2 separate regions of the Homo sapiens genome follow, and region 1 is linked to region 2. Evidence: chromatin loops called from intact Hi-C (ENCODE). Cell type or tissue: heart left ventricle. All regions are shown on one strand.

What was found. A loop is a pair of places that touch in the nucleus more often than their neighbours do. Peaks named below come from ENCODE experiments on the same cell type or tissue, not always from the same donor. Only the 100,000 strongest peaks of a DNase experiment are listed, where the experiment ranks them.
Region 1: a loop joins it to region 2, with 7 times the contacts of the local background. A loop is called at or near these places in 88 of 110 quality-filtered maps.

Annotation. Positions count from the first base shown.
Region 1 is chr18:61,898,263-61,906,262 of GRCh38, reverse strand. LOC105372159 (a long non-coding RNA gene) reads right to left here. Exons shown (of 3, transcript XR_935562.3): 2 at 4,629-4,800; 3 at 647-1,068. LOC112268209 (a long non-coding RNA gene) reads left to right here. Exons shown (of 3, transcript XR_002958202.1): 2 at 5,044-5,185. Among named protein-coding and RNA genes, the nearest start is that of RNF152, 9.3 kb to the right of the region's middle. In heart left ventricle, a CTCF peak has its summit at 4,698 (motif pointing right); no DNase peak of the experiment used is centred here.
Region 2 is chr18:61,632,158-61,640,157 of GRCh38, reverse strand. No RefSeq gene overlaps it. Among named protein-coding and RNA genes, the nearest start is that of LINC01544, 110 kb to the left of the region's middle. RefSeq lists an enhancer at 4,198-4,247. In heart left ventricle, a CTCF peak has its summit at 4,167 (motif pointing left); a DNase peak (open chromatin) is centred at 4,167; H3K27ac peaks cover 1,194 bases.

The DNA.
Region 1 (8,000 bases), 270 kb before region 2:
GAGTTCCAGTTTGGGATGATGAAAAATTTCTGGAGGCCAGGCGTGGTGGCTCATGCCTGTAATCCCAGTACTTTGGGAGGCCAAGGCAGGCAGATCACCTGAGGCCAGGAGTTCGAGACCAGCCTGGCCAACATGGCAAAACCCTGTCTGTACTAAAAATATAAAAATTAGCCAGGCATGGTGGCCCATGCCTGTAACCCCAGGTACTCAGGAGAATGAGACAGGGAGAATTGCTTGAACCCGGGAGGGGGAGGTTGCAGTGAGCCAAGATCGCACCATTGCACTCCAGCCTGGGCAACAAGAGTGAAACTCCATCTCAAAAAAAAAAAAAAAAAAAAAAAAAAAGTTCTGGAAATGAATAGTGGTGATGGTTGCATGATAATGTAGATATACTTAATGCCACTGAACTGACACTTAAAAGTGGTTAAAATGGCCAATCATATGTATTTTTTAACCAGCTTAAGAAAACACGCAAAATGTTGTTTCTCTCTGTTGGAACTTTGAAACTCTGTATAGCAGTGAATCTGAGGTTATTTCTAATAATACGATGTCTAAAAACTGGTCTTACTGTGGAAAATCAAAGCATATTGGTAGAAAAGGCATATCGAGATGATTTCAGCAGCAAATAGCAGAAGGCAACACAAAATGGCTTAAATAATAAGGAATTTATTATCTCACACAAGGAAAAATGTAGGGGGTGGGAGCACCTGTAGGGTTTGTGAACTCAGGCAAAGTGATGTCATTGGTGCTGTTTCCTCTTCTCCCCGTAGAATGTTCTCTTGGAGGAAACTCTGCTCTTTGCTACAAGGTGGCTGCCGTCATCCTACTATCATATGCAGATTCGGTAACATCCAGCAGCAGAAGAGAAGCTGCCGCTTTGCGCATCTCTTTTTGATAGTGAGGAATGCTTTTTCTAGAAGCCTTCCAGCCGACTTCCTCTCATCTCTCATTGTCCAATACTGGTCACATCCCGATCCTTAAACCAATCATGAGCACAAGAAATGGGACCACCACAGGTTACTGCATAACTAGTTAGGATCATCTGAGGCACTTGGGTTGGGGAGGACACTGGAACAGAAAAAGGAATATGCCACATGGGGAAAGGCAACATAGACGACCAACGGGACACAGCCAGGCCTTGAAGTTCACTGGAAGCATAATCCTGGGTGACTTGCATTAATATCTCTGAGCCTCAATTTCCACAACTGTGAACTGAGGATAACAATACCCCCTGCACCCAATTAGGTGGCTGGGAGAATTGAGAGAATGTTTGCAAAGCACCTAATATAGTGATTTATACACATTACTGTACTGAATATCATCTCATTGCTGACATACACAATAATGCTTCATAATAATAGCTATCATTACTGTTTTTCTTCTCCCAAAAGGGAGAACACACAATTTCTTGGTTATCTTTTTAGCTTACCCATGGAGGTAAACACTCAGAAAATAAATGGCATCTAGATAAAGAACCGCTGCAGGTTGTGGAATCCAATTCTGTGTCAACAAGCGTCCTAGGACATATTCGCTTGTAGGGCTACCATGATAAAATGCCACAGACTGGGTAGTTTAAACAGCAGAAATTTATTGTCTCACAGTTCTGGAGGCCAGAACCTTGAAATCAAGGTGTCAAAAGGATTGGTTTCTTCTGAGGGCTGTGAGGGAAGGATCTGTTCCAGGCCTGTCTCCTTGGCTTACAGACTGCTGCCTGCTCCCTGTCTTCACATCATCTCCCCTCTGTATTTGTCTACGCCCGTAATTTCCTCTACTTATTTATTTATTTTATTTTGAGACAGAATCTCACTCTTTCACCCAGGCTGGAGTACAGTGGCATGATCTCGGCTCACCGTAACCTCTGCCTTGCGGGTTCAAGTGAATCTCCTGCCTCAGCCTCCCAAGTAGCTGGGATTACAGGCACCTGCCACCATGCCCAGCCAATTTCCTCTACTTATATGAACATCAGTCCTACAGGATTAGAGCCCACCTTACTGACCTGATCTTAATTCGATGATCTCTGTAAAGACCCTAATCTCCAAACATTCTGAGGTACTGGGGGTTAGAACTTCAACATCTGAATTTTAGAGGAAATAATTCAACTTGTAACATAAGGTGAAGATTGGCATTGGGAAGTCTATATTCCTTAAAACCAAGAGTGAGAACTCTCATGACATGTCATAACCATTTACCCTACCCACACCCATCCCCTTCTCTAATCTCTGTTTTAAATGAATTTGGAAAATAATCCTAAATCTCACACTGACAGAGCTGGATCAACTGGGTTGTAATAGACTTGTGAAGAGACAATTTAGAGAGAATTTCCCTAGAGGGGCTACAGGAAACACGACTCTGAAAGAGAGAATAGAAAGTCCCAACTGGTCATTTTAAATGATTTTTTTTTTTAATTTTTTTTTTTTTTATTATACTCTAAGTTTTAGGGTACATGTGCACATTGTGCAGGTTAGTTACATATGTATACATGTGCCATGCTGGTGCGCTGCACCCACTAACGTGTCATCTAGCATTAGGTATATCTCCCAATGCTATCCCTCCCCCCTCCCCCGACCCCACCACAGTCCCCAGAGTGTGATATTCCCCTTCCTGTGTCCATGTGATCTCATTGTTCAATTCCCACCTATGAGTGAGAATATGCGGTGTTTGGTTTTTTGTTCTTGCGATAGTTTACTGAGAATGATGGTTTCCAATTTCATCCATGTCCCTTCCTTACACCTTATACAAAAATCAATTCAAGATGGATTAAAGATTTAAACGTTAGACCTAAAACCATAAAAACCCTAGAAGAAAACCTAGGCATTACCATTCAGGACATAGGCGTGGGCAAGGACTTCATGTCCAAAACACCAAAAGCAATGGCAACAAAAGCCAAAATTGACAAATGGGATGTAATTAAACTAAAGAGCTTCTGCACAGCAAAAGAAACTACCATCAGAGTGAACAGGCAACCTACAACATGGGAGAAAATTTAAATGATTTTTTTTTTAAGACAAAGTCTCACTCTGTTGCCCAGCCCAGACTAGAGCACAGTGGGTCACTGCAACCTCTACCTCCTGGGCTCAAGCGATTCTCCCACCTCAGGCTCCCAAGGAGCTGGAATTACATGGAGCCTGGAGCAACTGAGTTGTAACAGATTTGTGAAGAGACAATTTAGGGATAATTCTCCTAGAGGGGCTATAGGAAACATGACTCTGGAAGAGAAAATAGAAAGTACTGACTGGTCATTTTTAAATGAACTTTTTTTTTTTTTTTTTTTTTTTTTACGACGGAGTCTCACTCTCTTCCCCAGGCTAGAGTGCAGTGACGTGATCTCGGCTCACTGCAACCTCTACCTCCCGGGCTCAAGTGATGCTCCCACCTCAGCCTCCCAAGTAGCTGGGATTATAGGCACTCAACACCACACCCAGCTAATTTGCGTATTTTTATATGTTGGCCAGGCTGGTCTTGAACTCCTGACCTTAGGTGGTCCACCTACCTCTGCCTCCCAAAGTGCTGGGATTACAGGCAGGAGCCACTGTGCCCGGACCATTTTAAATGAACATTTATTAAGCACTGAATGCATGCAGAGCATGAACACTTTATTCTGCATGATGCTGTGGGGTGTGGGTGTGCATGGGTGGATGAGATGGAAAAATAACAGCTCAGGATCTACTGACCATTACAAATGTGTGAACAGCTAACTATGAGATAAAGCAGAATGCAAGTGCAAAATAAAACAACAAACAATGTGTTATAAGAGTGCAAAGAAGGTAAAAATGAATCTGGTTGGGGAAATTTGAGTGAGCTTTGAAGGGGAGAAGGTCAAGGTGAGAGGCAGAGACATAAATGCCCCAGAAACTTTGAAATTACTGTATCTTTTGGGATTGACAAGTACAAATGTGGGTTGCGCTGCTGCATAAGGAAAGGTACAAAGGAGCTGTGAGAGTGAGGATAAGGAGGAGCAGATTGACTTGAAATCATGGGGGAGATATGGGGTCCTAAAGTACTGTGAGCCGCAGTGTCAGGCACCCTGAGCTAAAATAGGAATGGCTTGGAAGAGACTGAGATGCATTTTAAGGCAAATCAAGTGCAATTGCCTGTATACTTTGGTCTATGGGAGGAAGCAGTGCAGCAATTAGGGGAAATAGCTTTGGGTTCGGCAGACCTGAGTCAAGTCCACGTTCACCATTTACTGGTTACATCATATTGGGAAAGATGCTTAAATTCTCTAGGCATTTGTTTTCTCATCTGTAACGTGAGGATAATCATATTACTTCTAGTGTTCTTGCAAGGACACGTATGGAAACACACACACAATCTGGTACATACACTCAATAAATGTTTGCCAATAAAAAAGAAATTATAGTAATCTATTAATTTTGGATATGGTTGCTATCCTGAAGTTCCCTTGTCCTGTAGCAGAATAATTTGTGTCCTTTAAAACAATCAAATCTGCTGTGAACATTTAAGGAGTTGTGGAGATAGAAGGAAAAGGGTTGAGAAATGAGCAAGGGGTCTTTACTCCATGCCCTCTCCCAGCACACTTCACCCACTGGGAAGGCAGGGAAGGAACAGCAGAGGAGAAACACTGCAGTTAGAATCAGAGGAGGTGGGTTTGTGGAGACACGTCTTACTTGGCATTTCCCTGTGCTGACCTCCTCAAGGTCTGACCTGGCTGATGTGCAGAGGCTGCCACTTCTCTTCTTGACCACTAGAGGGTGGACTGACTTGAGCCCCTAGATCCAGGTGCAGCAGAAACAGACGTTTGGATTCCTTGAGTTTGAATGATGAGGGCAGGCGCAGTGGCTGAAAGCAGAGACAGTGGGGAGGAAGAACTGCGTGAAGCTAGGTCTGGACCTGGGGCAGGTACAGGGGTGCTAGGTCCACTTGGATGAGGTGCAGGTGGATTACAGAAGAATAGATCCTGGAGAAACTGGAGCCAGATTCTGCAGACCAGCAGAGGGCAAGACATTGGATTCAGACTTGGGGGTCTCAAAAAACAGTGGTGGGACCTCCTGGCTCTTTTGTTCCTTTTCTCCTTTCTCAAAGTGGCACCATTCCATGATCTGGCAGCTGGAGCAGCAGGAGGGGAGGGGCCAAGTGGATGCCAGGAACCTGATAGCCAATGGAAAGGAAAGATAAGGAGGACAGTTGGAACCGCATGGGTGACAGAAGGTGACCTGGAGGGAAGGTGAGTAGGACAGATGGTGGAGGTGGCAGACAGTGGGGTGAGAGGGGAGCTCCACATCCAACCCTTCCCTGGCTGATCACATGTGGTCACTCCAATCCATTAGGGAGGGCGAACACTGTCTTGTGTTGATTGTACAAGGAATGGAGCTCAGTGTATGATGATTCTCCTCTATCGTACTTATAGCAAAGACACCAGCAATTTGCTAGTGGATGTGAGGATCTTACTCAACCCCGAACTGCACAAACATGATAAGAACACAGCAGATACCTGCTGCTTAGGAGGGTGTCCAGAGGACTTTGGCATCATAGTCTGAGCTGATGTTTAGCCAGGACACACACCATAAAGGCCATACTGATTGTGTATGGTCATTGCCCAAAATGATAGGTGGAGGTCTGCGCCTGCAGGTTGTTAAACATGTTGCATGGTGACCGACCATCGCCCTTGGCAATGGTCACATCATTCTAGCCAACTGTTTTGGAATGTGTGTTGTGCATATCGAAGATGAGGTTAAAAAAATAGAGAGGCGGGGTGTGTTGACTCACGCCTGTAATCCTAGCACTTTAGGATCACTTGAGGTGGGTGGGTCACTTGAGGTCAGGAGTTCGAGACCAGCCTGGTCAACTGGTGAAACCCCATCTCTATTAAAAACACAAAAATTAGCCCGGCGTCGTGGCACATGCCTGTAATCCCAGCTACTCAGGAAGCTAAGGCAGGAGAATTGCTTGAACCCAGAAGGCCAAGATTGCGCCACTGCACTCCAGCCTGGGCGACAGAGGGAGACTCCATCTCAAAACCCAAAAAAAAAAAAAAAAAAAAGAAAGAAAGAAAATAGAGATGGCTTTGTTCAATCCACCACTACTTTTAGAAAAGCAATTTGGATTATTTCCTATTCAAATCTTTTGAGGTTTCCAAAATACTTCAGTATTTTGTTCTAGATGAAGTTTCATTGTCCTAAGTAGCACTGGGCTCTAAATAGGAAAGAGATTAGACAATATGTCAAATTAATACCTTTTGCATCCAGAACATCTTACCAGAATAAGAAGTCTGTGGGATTGGTTTATATAGGGCCCCAAAATAAGAACAGTTTTGAAGTGTGCACTATATTAAGCAATCATTACTAGTAAACTTTTTGAGGCTAAATAAACTTTAAGACTTTTTTTTGTTTTTTTTTTTTTTGAGATGGAGTCTCGCTCTGTTGCCCAGGCTGGAGTGCAGTGGTGTGATCTCGGCTCACTGCAGCCTTAGCCTCCCAGGTTCCAGCCATTCTCCTGCCTCAGCCTCCCTGGTAGCTGGGATTACAGGCACATGCCACCACACCTGGCTAATTTTTACATTTTCAGTAGAGACGGGGTTTTACCATGTTGGCCAGGCTGGTCTCGAACTCCTGGTCTCAGGTGATCCACCTGCCTTGGCCTCCCAATGTGATAGGATTACAGGTGTGAGCCACCATGCCTGGCCTAACTTTAAGACTTCTTAGACTTTTTAAGACTATATATACTTTAAGGTGGCTAATATCACATAAGGGAAAAGTAAATTGGCAGATCAATTTGGTCTGCAAATTTTAAACATCTATTAGGAAGGATGATAACGTGTTCGGTTAAAGACGACTTTGTGGCTTATTATTGACAGCTTGTGAAAATTGTCTAAACATGGGATCCCACTTCAATGCTTTTAAACAGTTTATTGAGGTATAATTTACATACCATAAAATCCACTCGTGTTAAGTGTAGAATTCAATGATTTTTAGTAGATTTACTGGGTTGTGCAACTACCACCCTAATTCAGTTTCAAGGTGCAATTTTAACATGTAAAATTCAAACACGTTGAGTAGAAAAGTCACTCTCAGTATTGGACTGGATTAGGATCTGTAGTGATAATCAAGCACTGAATAGGGTTTGCTTGTTTCCTCCTCCCGATTTCTCTCTCTCTCTGCCTTCTTGCCCCACTGTCCGCCTTCTTCTTAGCGTGTTAGGTGCTGAGGATACAAGTTGAAAGATGATCTCTGCCCTCCCAGATCAGGAAGACAGTAATGAAAAGCGACTGAAGAGATCATCACATTCTTTTGTGAAAGTGTCATCCCCGACAGAAGGGCTGCCCTGGGTATTATGGGATCACATTAATCTCAGCTCCATGCCAGGTTCTGGGAGATTTAAGGGCTCAGCTCAATAAACATTTATTGGGCACCTGTGCTCCATGCTGCAGGTACAAAGATGAAGAACTCATCCCTGCCCCAATGTAAGCAACTCTAATACAACCTCAGGTGACTCAGCATCAATCAATGTTATAGATCTGACTGTCCCTGTAACCCAGTTCCAGCATCTCGACCTTTGCCCGCGGGGAAGTGCAGACACCCCCCACTTGTTCCCTCTGATGATGGCAACAGGCTTTCCCTATTTACTGGCATGACACTGTGCTTTTCTTCCTGCAGTTTTCAGCTCAGAAAATGCCTCCTCAGGGAGGCCCTCCCTGGCCACTGATCTAAAATTTCCCCCCCAACACACAGACTTCATAATGCCCCACCCCCACTTTTTCTTTTTCTTTTTCTTTTTTCTATTCTTTTTTTTTCTTTTTTCTTTTCTTTTTTTTTTTTTTTGAGACAGAGTCTCGCTCTGTCGCCCAGGCTGGAGTGCAGTGGTGTGAGCTCCGCTCACTGCAAGCTCCGCCTCCCGGGTTCACGCCATTCTCCCGCCTCAGCCTCCCGAGTAGCTGGGACTGCAGGCGCCCGCCACCTCGCCCGGCTAATTTTTTGTATTTTTAGTAGAGACGGGGTTTCACCGTGTTAGCCGGGATGGTCTCGATCTCCTGACCTCGTGAT
Region 2 (8,000 bases):
CTTTGTGGCTGTAAGATACCAAATCATAAACAAGACCTAGGACCAGGCAAGGCACAAGTTAAATTATGCCCGAAGGCCACTGGTGTTGCTAAACAGGTCATATTGTGGCTGGCTCTGACATCATTATTTTAACTTAAACATCCCTTTCTGTTAACTCCAAGTTTTTAGACAAACTTTTGTTCCTTTAACTGATTGCCAATTAAAGGATATCTGAATATCAGAATTCACCTATGACTTGTAAGCCCCCTGCTTTGAGATATCCTGCCTTTTGGGGCAAAACCAATGGGTACCTTCCCTATATTGATTTATGTCTTTGCCTGTAACTCCTGCCTCCCTGAAATGTACAAAACCAAACTGTAATCTAACCACCTTGGGCACACTTTCTCAGGACTCCTTGAGACTGTGTTTCCCTAGGCTATGGTCACTCAGACTGGATCAGAATAAACCTTGTTAAAATATTTTACAGGGTTTGATTTTTCCATTAACAAAATAAAGCAGCCAGACACGGTGGCTCACACCTATAATCTCAGCACTTTGGGAGGCTGAGAGAGGAGCATTGCTTGAGTCCAGGAGTTTGAGGCTGCAATGAGCTATAATTGTACCACTACTTCAGCCTGGGTGACAGAGTGAGACCCCGTCTCATTATATATATATTATATATATATAAAATATATATATAATTAAAAATATCTCAGAGTATGCTTAAGCAAAATAATAATAAATTAAAAATAAATAAAACTAAGCAAGAGGAGGCATTGAGAAGACCAAGATGACAAAGGACCACGATCCAAGGAGTATGATTAATTTGAACGTTTGCACATGAAGTCCAAAAGGAAAAATAAAATGAGAAGGAAGGTGAGAAGGCAGGGAAAACACATTCCTCAAGCCTACAATCATGCCTGTTTCTGCCTCTCCTCATCCCACACGGCAGGTTGATATTTGGAAGACCAGTTTGTCTTTTTAGCCCTTAGGTCTCCTTCCCACTGCCCCTCCCTGGCTCCATGAAAGAGACCCAAGCTTGGCTGACGTGGAGGTGGGGAAGGTTTGGTGGTCCAAAGATGAATTGACAGGTGTAAGCATCCCCTTTCCTCCCCTTCCCACAACTGGCTAGATGCATGGCCTCAGGCCTCTGCTTCTTCTTGAGGAAAGTGTGGGAATTGGTCTTCTCCGAGGCCCCTCCTAGCTGCCTCACACTCTGACTTGAAACCGCTCAGGCCATCTTAACCCCAATCAACTTTCTCTGGGCCCAGCAAGTGCCAGGCCCTGAGTGTGGCTGCCATAGTCAGTCATGTGAGCTGTTGGTAGGGACCACCCTCTTTTGCAGGTGGAAAGGGTGGACAGGTTGTTCTTTCAAAGATGACCTCAATTGGCCTAAAACCTGGAGAGGAATCCAAGGAAGGTTAATTTTTTCTCAGGAAGCTGCCCTTTAGACAGTTTCAACCATCTTTTTGATATTTCAGCATTTCCAGTGCCAACTGGAGACCAGTTGACTCCGGAGGGGGGTATTTCTTAAGGGGTGTAGTCAATTTTTAAAAATCCAAACAAAACTCAGAGAAGAGGAAGCCAAGGGTTGCAGGTTGCAGGGAAGAGAGTAAAAAGCCCGTTTTGTTTTAACTCCATTTAAGTACTTGGCTTCTTTCAAATAAATACCAGGAATAGCACTTGCCAGAATTCAACTTCAATAGCACATATGTGTGAGTTTCAGCCCAAAGTGCTGTATTGGAAAGGCTGGCAACTCTTCTACGAGAAATTTCCCTCACCAGGATGTGTAGAAGACTGATTTCCATTATTTACATTACAGCAGGGACACTTTCCCATTCTGTTGCACTTGGGAAATAAGGAGCTGGAAATCTTTTAATTAAACAACTTGTTTTGTTTTGGTGACTAGCTCAGTGGAACCAGTACTGAAGGGAGGGTGTGGTGGAAGGTGGGGCTTTGCAGGCGGCACCCTGGCCAGTGGGCTCAGTGGTGTGGCTGGCAGAGTTTACTTCTTGAACCTGCAAAATGACTTGGCTTCAAAGTCACCTCGGTGAAAGTCAATTTGCTCTGGTGGAATTGAATTCAGAGATTAGAGGCACCACTGTCTCATGGAAATTTACAGGTGACACATGCTCTACAGGAGGGCAATGCTTTTTCTTTCTTAGCATCCCCACTCAGTTTAGAATAACAAGCAACATTAGCTACAGGGGAAAATAAATAAGTTCAGGAATGCAAACTACTTTTCCTAATTTACTGGGAAAGAACCTCTTTTCAGTATATAAATCAGGCCTTGTTGGGTTTTTTTTTTTCCATTTAAAAAAATTACAAAAACCAAATGTATCATTTGAAAAAAACACAACTATTAAGTATGTGTTGCTTTTAATTAATCAACTCAAGTCTTCCAAGCTACTAGCAAACAAAATGTGCATATATACTGGTACATTTAAGCAAGACTGTAACAAACATGCCATCTGTTTACAGTAACTTGATGTGAGTCCTACATATGCTGGCACACAAGGGGATGACCCAAGAGCTGTATTGGCTGGAATTTGCACCATTCGGACCCTGCATTTTTAGGAAGTGTGAGAAGTCATGCAGGCTTACTGGCCTTTAGAGAGACTTTAAATAGCTCTCCCCAAGCCAGCAGAGATGGCATATGCAACCTGGCTTGAGGTGCAAAGAACTGCCTGCAGAGGGCCGCCTGCCAGCAAGCGCACACACACGCACACCTGCTGCGCACGCTTGGCACGGCCAGTGGCGCTGGGTCCATCTCAGTGAAAAGCCCTCAGTCCTCTGCTTGATTCTTTTATGAAAACAGCACTGGGTAGCACTAGGGGAGGTCCCAAAGCTGCTTAAGTGGGATCAAACAAAGGTTCCAGGAGCATGTGTGCTCTTCAGAACGCAGGTTTCTTAAAGAAAAGGGAGGAAATTCAGTGATTGAATAGTTTGGGAGGTGCTGCAACCAGTCTGCTCCTCTAGAAAATGCATGGTGTTCATACACTGCCATAGTGGAGGGCCTGCAGCAAGGAACTCTGCTTAACTTTGTTTATAAAATAAAAATGCTTTTGAGCGGGGGACGGGAGAGTCCCCTGATCTGGAGAAAAGTAACCACTCCCTAAAAAATGGCCAGAGGAGCTCCCAGACAGAAATCCCATCCTACTTCTTCCTGCTTTGGTAAGGAAACAGGCACAGGGGAATGCACATCGTGTGGCATCTGGGGAGACTGGAGCCCCTACCCAGTGGTTCCCTGGTAAAGGTCTTGAAGATGAAAATTGCCCACTTGAGACCAATAGGAACTCCCATGCTTGGTTCAGCCCTGACTGGTAGAGATTTCCGCAAAGCTTCATTCAGAAGCTTGGTCTGGAGGTGAGGAGGGGCCTGTTTGAGCTCTCTGTCGATGACCAACTCTTCCCAGTTGACCAGGACTCTCCCAGGGTTAGCACTCAAAGTCCTGAATTCCAGGAATCTCCTCACACCTGGGCAAACCTGGACATTTGGTCACCTTAGCTCTCTCAGAAAAAAGACAAAGCATTCAATCCAATCTAGTTTTTAAAAGAAAATAAGAACTAGAGGTCTGTCCACAGGAGCTGCACAAGATTGCCTTTAACCTGGGTAATTCACCCTCTGCTTATTTTTGTTGCCTTTTAATCTGTTTCCTGGTAGTAAATCTCAGAGAAGAAAATGTACCGTGTGTTTGCCTGGGGCTGGGTGGGGCGTGGTAGCTGGGGACAGCTGGCTCAGAAGCCAGGGAAATCTCTTAAGGTGAGAGAAGCTGGTTGCACCCTGGGGCCTGTGGAAAGAAACAGCAGGCCAGCTGGTCTGGGCCCTAAGTGCCCCCCTTCCCCAGAGGCTGCTTAGCCCAGCCCTCTTCTACAGGGCTTCAGCCTGCAAGGGCCTTTCCCTGCTCCCTTCACTTCAAACCTTCTTCCCCACAATGCACTGGAGTGGATTAATTCCATGCTTTGCACTGTTTCACGCTGGGGAGGGAGTACGGCTCTGGGAAAAACATTAAAATGTGTTCTTGGCTCTTTTCACACCACACTTCTTTTCCTTGCTCCTTCTCTTCTTTCATCTTTGCTCCTTCTCTTCTTCCATCTTTGCCTTCTATCATTTTTATTTTTCTCTTCTAGGACTCAATTTTAAGTCCCACCACCGTCAAGCCCAAGTGCCACTACCGCCCCCTTGTGTTTTCTTGATGGAAGAACGCAGCCCCAGGGCTGCCCACACACCTGGAGAAAACTAGGGGTGGAAAGGTGTGATACATTTTCTTACCCATCATAAGGGGCACAGCTGACACTCCTATAGGAAAAGACAGGTTAACAAGAGGAAAGTGTAACAAATTATTTGAATCAAAGTTTTACATAGCGCAAGAGCCTTCACAAATGAAGACCCAAAGACCCAGAGAAAACCATCTATTTGTATGCTTACGTTCCATGAAGAGTGGACAACTATGTCAAAATGTGAGTGGACAAGGGGTGTGATCTAATGGCGATAGACCGAGGCAGGGGGACCCAGCCAGGTATGTCCAGACTCTTTTTGGCCTCTCTATGTAGGCTTTCTCCCCCGTATGGGGCAGAATCTTTCTGGAAAGAGAAAGGGAAGAAGGGAAAGAGTGACCTTTTCAGACTTTATGGCTTGCTTTGGGGAAGAGGGATCTTAGCTTTATGACCCACTGTTGCGGGAAGTCAGGGACCCCGAACGGAGGGACCGGCTGAAGCCATGGCAGAAGAACGTGGATTGTGAAGATTTCATGGACATTTATTAGTTCCCCAAATTAATACTTTTATAATTTCTTATGCCTGTCTTTACTGCAATCTCTGAACATAAATCGTGAAGATTTCATGGACACTTGTCACTTCCCCAATCAATACCCTTGTGATTTCCCATGCCTGTCTTTATTTTAATCTCTTAATCCTGTCATTTTATAAGCTGAGGAGGATGTATGTTGCCTCATGACTCCGTGATGATTGCGTTAACTGCACAAATTATAGAGCATGTGTGTTTGAACAATATGAAATCTGGGCACCCTGAAAAAAGAACAGGATAACAGCAATGTTCAGGGAACAAGAACCCACCTTGGAGAAGGGGGATTTTGGTTTCTATGATTTGCTTCAGGGGGAGAAAGAAGACAGGAGAAGATCAGAGGAGAGACTGCTTCTGAGGCCACGTCTGAGGCCTTCCAATCTCCTCCTTTAGTTCAAAGTACTCAGCGTGCCAAAGCACCATACTTTGGGGTAATGTTTTTTTGAGCCCCAACAGAACCAAAGACTGGATGTATGAACAGTTGTGAATAGCTAGAATGCCGATTGATTAAATAGGGTTGGCAGGCCAGGCATGGTGGCTTGTGCCTGTAATCCCAGCACTTCGGGAGGCTGAGGCAGGAGCGTTGCTTGAGCTCAGGAGTTCAAGACCAGCCTGGGTAACACAGTGAGACCCATCTCTACAAAAAAATAAAATATTAGCTGGACATGGTGGAATGCTCCTGCAGTCCCAGCTACTTGGGGGGCTGAGGCAGGAGAATTGCTTGAATCCAGGAGGTCAATGGCGTAGTGAACAATGATCATACTACTGCACTCTAGCCGAGCAACAGAGAAAGACTCTATCTCAAAAATAAATAAATAGGGTTGGCAAAAGAAACACATGCCAACTGAGGTGAAATTCAGACTGGGTGGCCTGAATGGCATCTGGGAAGCCAGAAAGTCTTGGGTAACTGAGGAATTCCCTAAGAGAGAACATCTTGATCTTGTCTATGTACAATGAGCCAGAGAGGGTCTTTATCTTCAGCTCTGATAAGCACATAAGGGCAGGGACTGTGTCTGTCTTAATATTGAATTTTTAATCCTTAGCACAGCACTTAGTCCATATTTACTGAGAGCTGTATGAGAGTCAGATTTATATCGTAATTACATTATTGTAATTACACATGAACAGAGAACACTATCATGTTTTTACTATGTGCAGGGCACTGTTCTATATATTTTGTATGTATTATTTTGCCTGTTTGTCACAAGCACCCTATAAACTCTCTCTCCCATTTTACAGACAAGGAAAGTAAGGCTGAGAATATGTAACTCACCCAGGGGAACTGGCAGAGTCAGTATTTGAATCCAGGCTGTCTGGTTCCTGAGCTCTCTCATGGACTCTTCCATTAAATGTCTCTCATTTATATGTGTCTATATTTTGTCACAATGCAAAAGCATCTGCTGTTAGCAAAATAAAATGCACTTTTTTTTTTTTTTTTTTTTTGAGATGGAGTTTCGCTCTTGTTGCCCAGTCTGGAATGCAGTGGTGCAATCTCAGCTCACTGCAACCTCCGCCTTCCATGTTCAAGTGATTTTCCTGCCTCAGCCTCCCAAGTACCTGCGATTAAAGGCGTCCGCCATCATGCTCCGCTAATTTTTTGTATTTTTAATAGAGATGGGGTTTCACCATGTTGGCCAGGCTGGTCTCAAACTCCTGACCTCAGGTGATCCACCCTCCTTGGCCTCCTAAAGTGCTGGGATTACAGGAGTGAGCCACTGTGCCTGGCCAAAATACACTTTTTAATCTAAAAAAATGATACATTATGGTTTACACTTGAGTACTCAAAACTAGCTAGAGTTTTTAAATATTCTTAACTGCTAAATACTACCATCAAATAATGCGTATGTATATAATTTAAATTAAACTAAATTTGGCCTGAGGTTGCCCTTATACCGTGAGTCCCTATATAATGAATTGCAACTTAACTTAGTACATAAGCAAACTGAAAGCCTAATTTAGGAGTATATTTTTTGTAACATCTAGCTGAGTCTCAGCCAATCACAGGCTGCCAACTGATCAGACAGATCATGCCCAGTTAAGGCAAACACAGAGCTGTAACCAATTGAGTGGATTCTGTATCTCACTTCCATTTTCTGTCTATAAATGCCCCAGCTTAAGGACAGCAGCTGTCAGAACTTCTAAGGGTCCTGAAGGCTGCCCGATTCTCGAATCATTCTTTGCGCAAATAAACTCTGTTAAATTTAATTTGTCAAAAGTTTTTTCTTTTAATGAGGTAAAGGACAATGTTTTGATAAGTATTAATGCACATTTATTTTACCTTTCTGAGAGCCACGCCTTTTACCTAGTTGGCCCCAGACCAATTTGCCTTGGAAAAAGGGATGTGCAGCACTGGGGGATTTGGTGAATTACAGTGTGAATGCAGAGAAAGACAAGACAGCATTTAGATTCTGATGTGTGAAAGATAATTAAGATTTTTTCCAATTAATCTCCCACTCCATCCCACCCCCTACACCTTAACATAGGAAGGCCAATCCTGGGTAACCCAGCTCACATAGTTCTGCTGGGGAGAGTAGACGTGGTATCAGAGTGAAAGCTTGAGATGTGTCGCCAGGTGATAGAAGGGGAGAAAGTCGACTCTTCTGGCCCAAGGGGATTGTGAACAGTCTTGGAGAAGGAGGTAGACCAGAATGGGTTGTGTGTGCCCAGATTTGGGCTTTATTTGTCTTTGGCTCAAGTAGAGGGGAAGGAAAAAGCCAAGGGCAGAGGAAGGGCTCTTCTAAACCAAGATACTCCTTAGGATATTGAAAATCTCTCTGGATCAGTTCTCAGACCTGCACAGCTCAACCTGGGAGGCAGCCATGCCAAATGTACTCTCACTACAGAGAGAGGCCCAGGGTGGAATGATCCTGGGCTGCCTGCACATCCCACATCGCATGGATGCTGAGCTGAGAGCCATGGGGCTTTCCCCGAGCCTGCCGTTGGCGGGTGGAAGGGATTTCAGGATTGAGGCTGGAATTGGTGGAGGTCTTTGGGAGCAGAGGACCACCAGGATGGCAGGCTGAGTGGAGGATGGGCCGGGGCTGAGGGGTCTAAAGTAGTGAGGATTGAGTTAATTTGGGGGGTGTCGGGGTAAGCCAGAATGTGGCACCCAAGCAGTGCCCAAACCAAGAAAGACCAGATAATAGTTTACACTAGTTGTAGAATTCAGCCATGAATGCCAGCAAAGCAAGCAGCCACTTACTCCCCCAGACATCTAG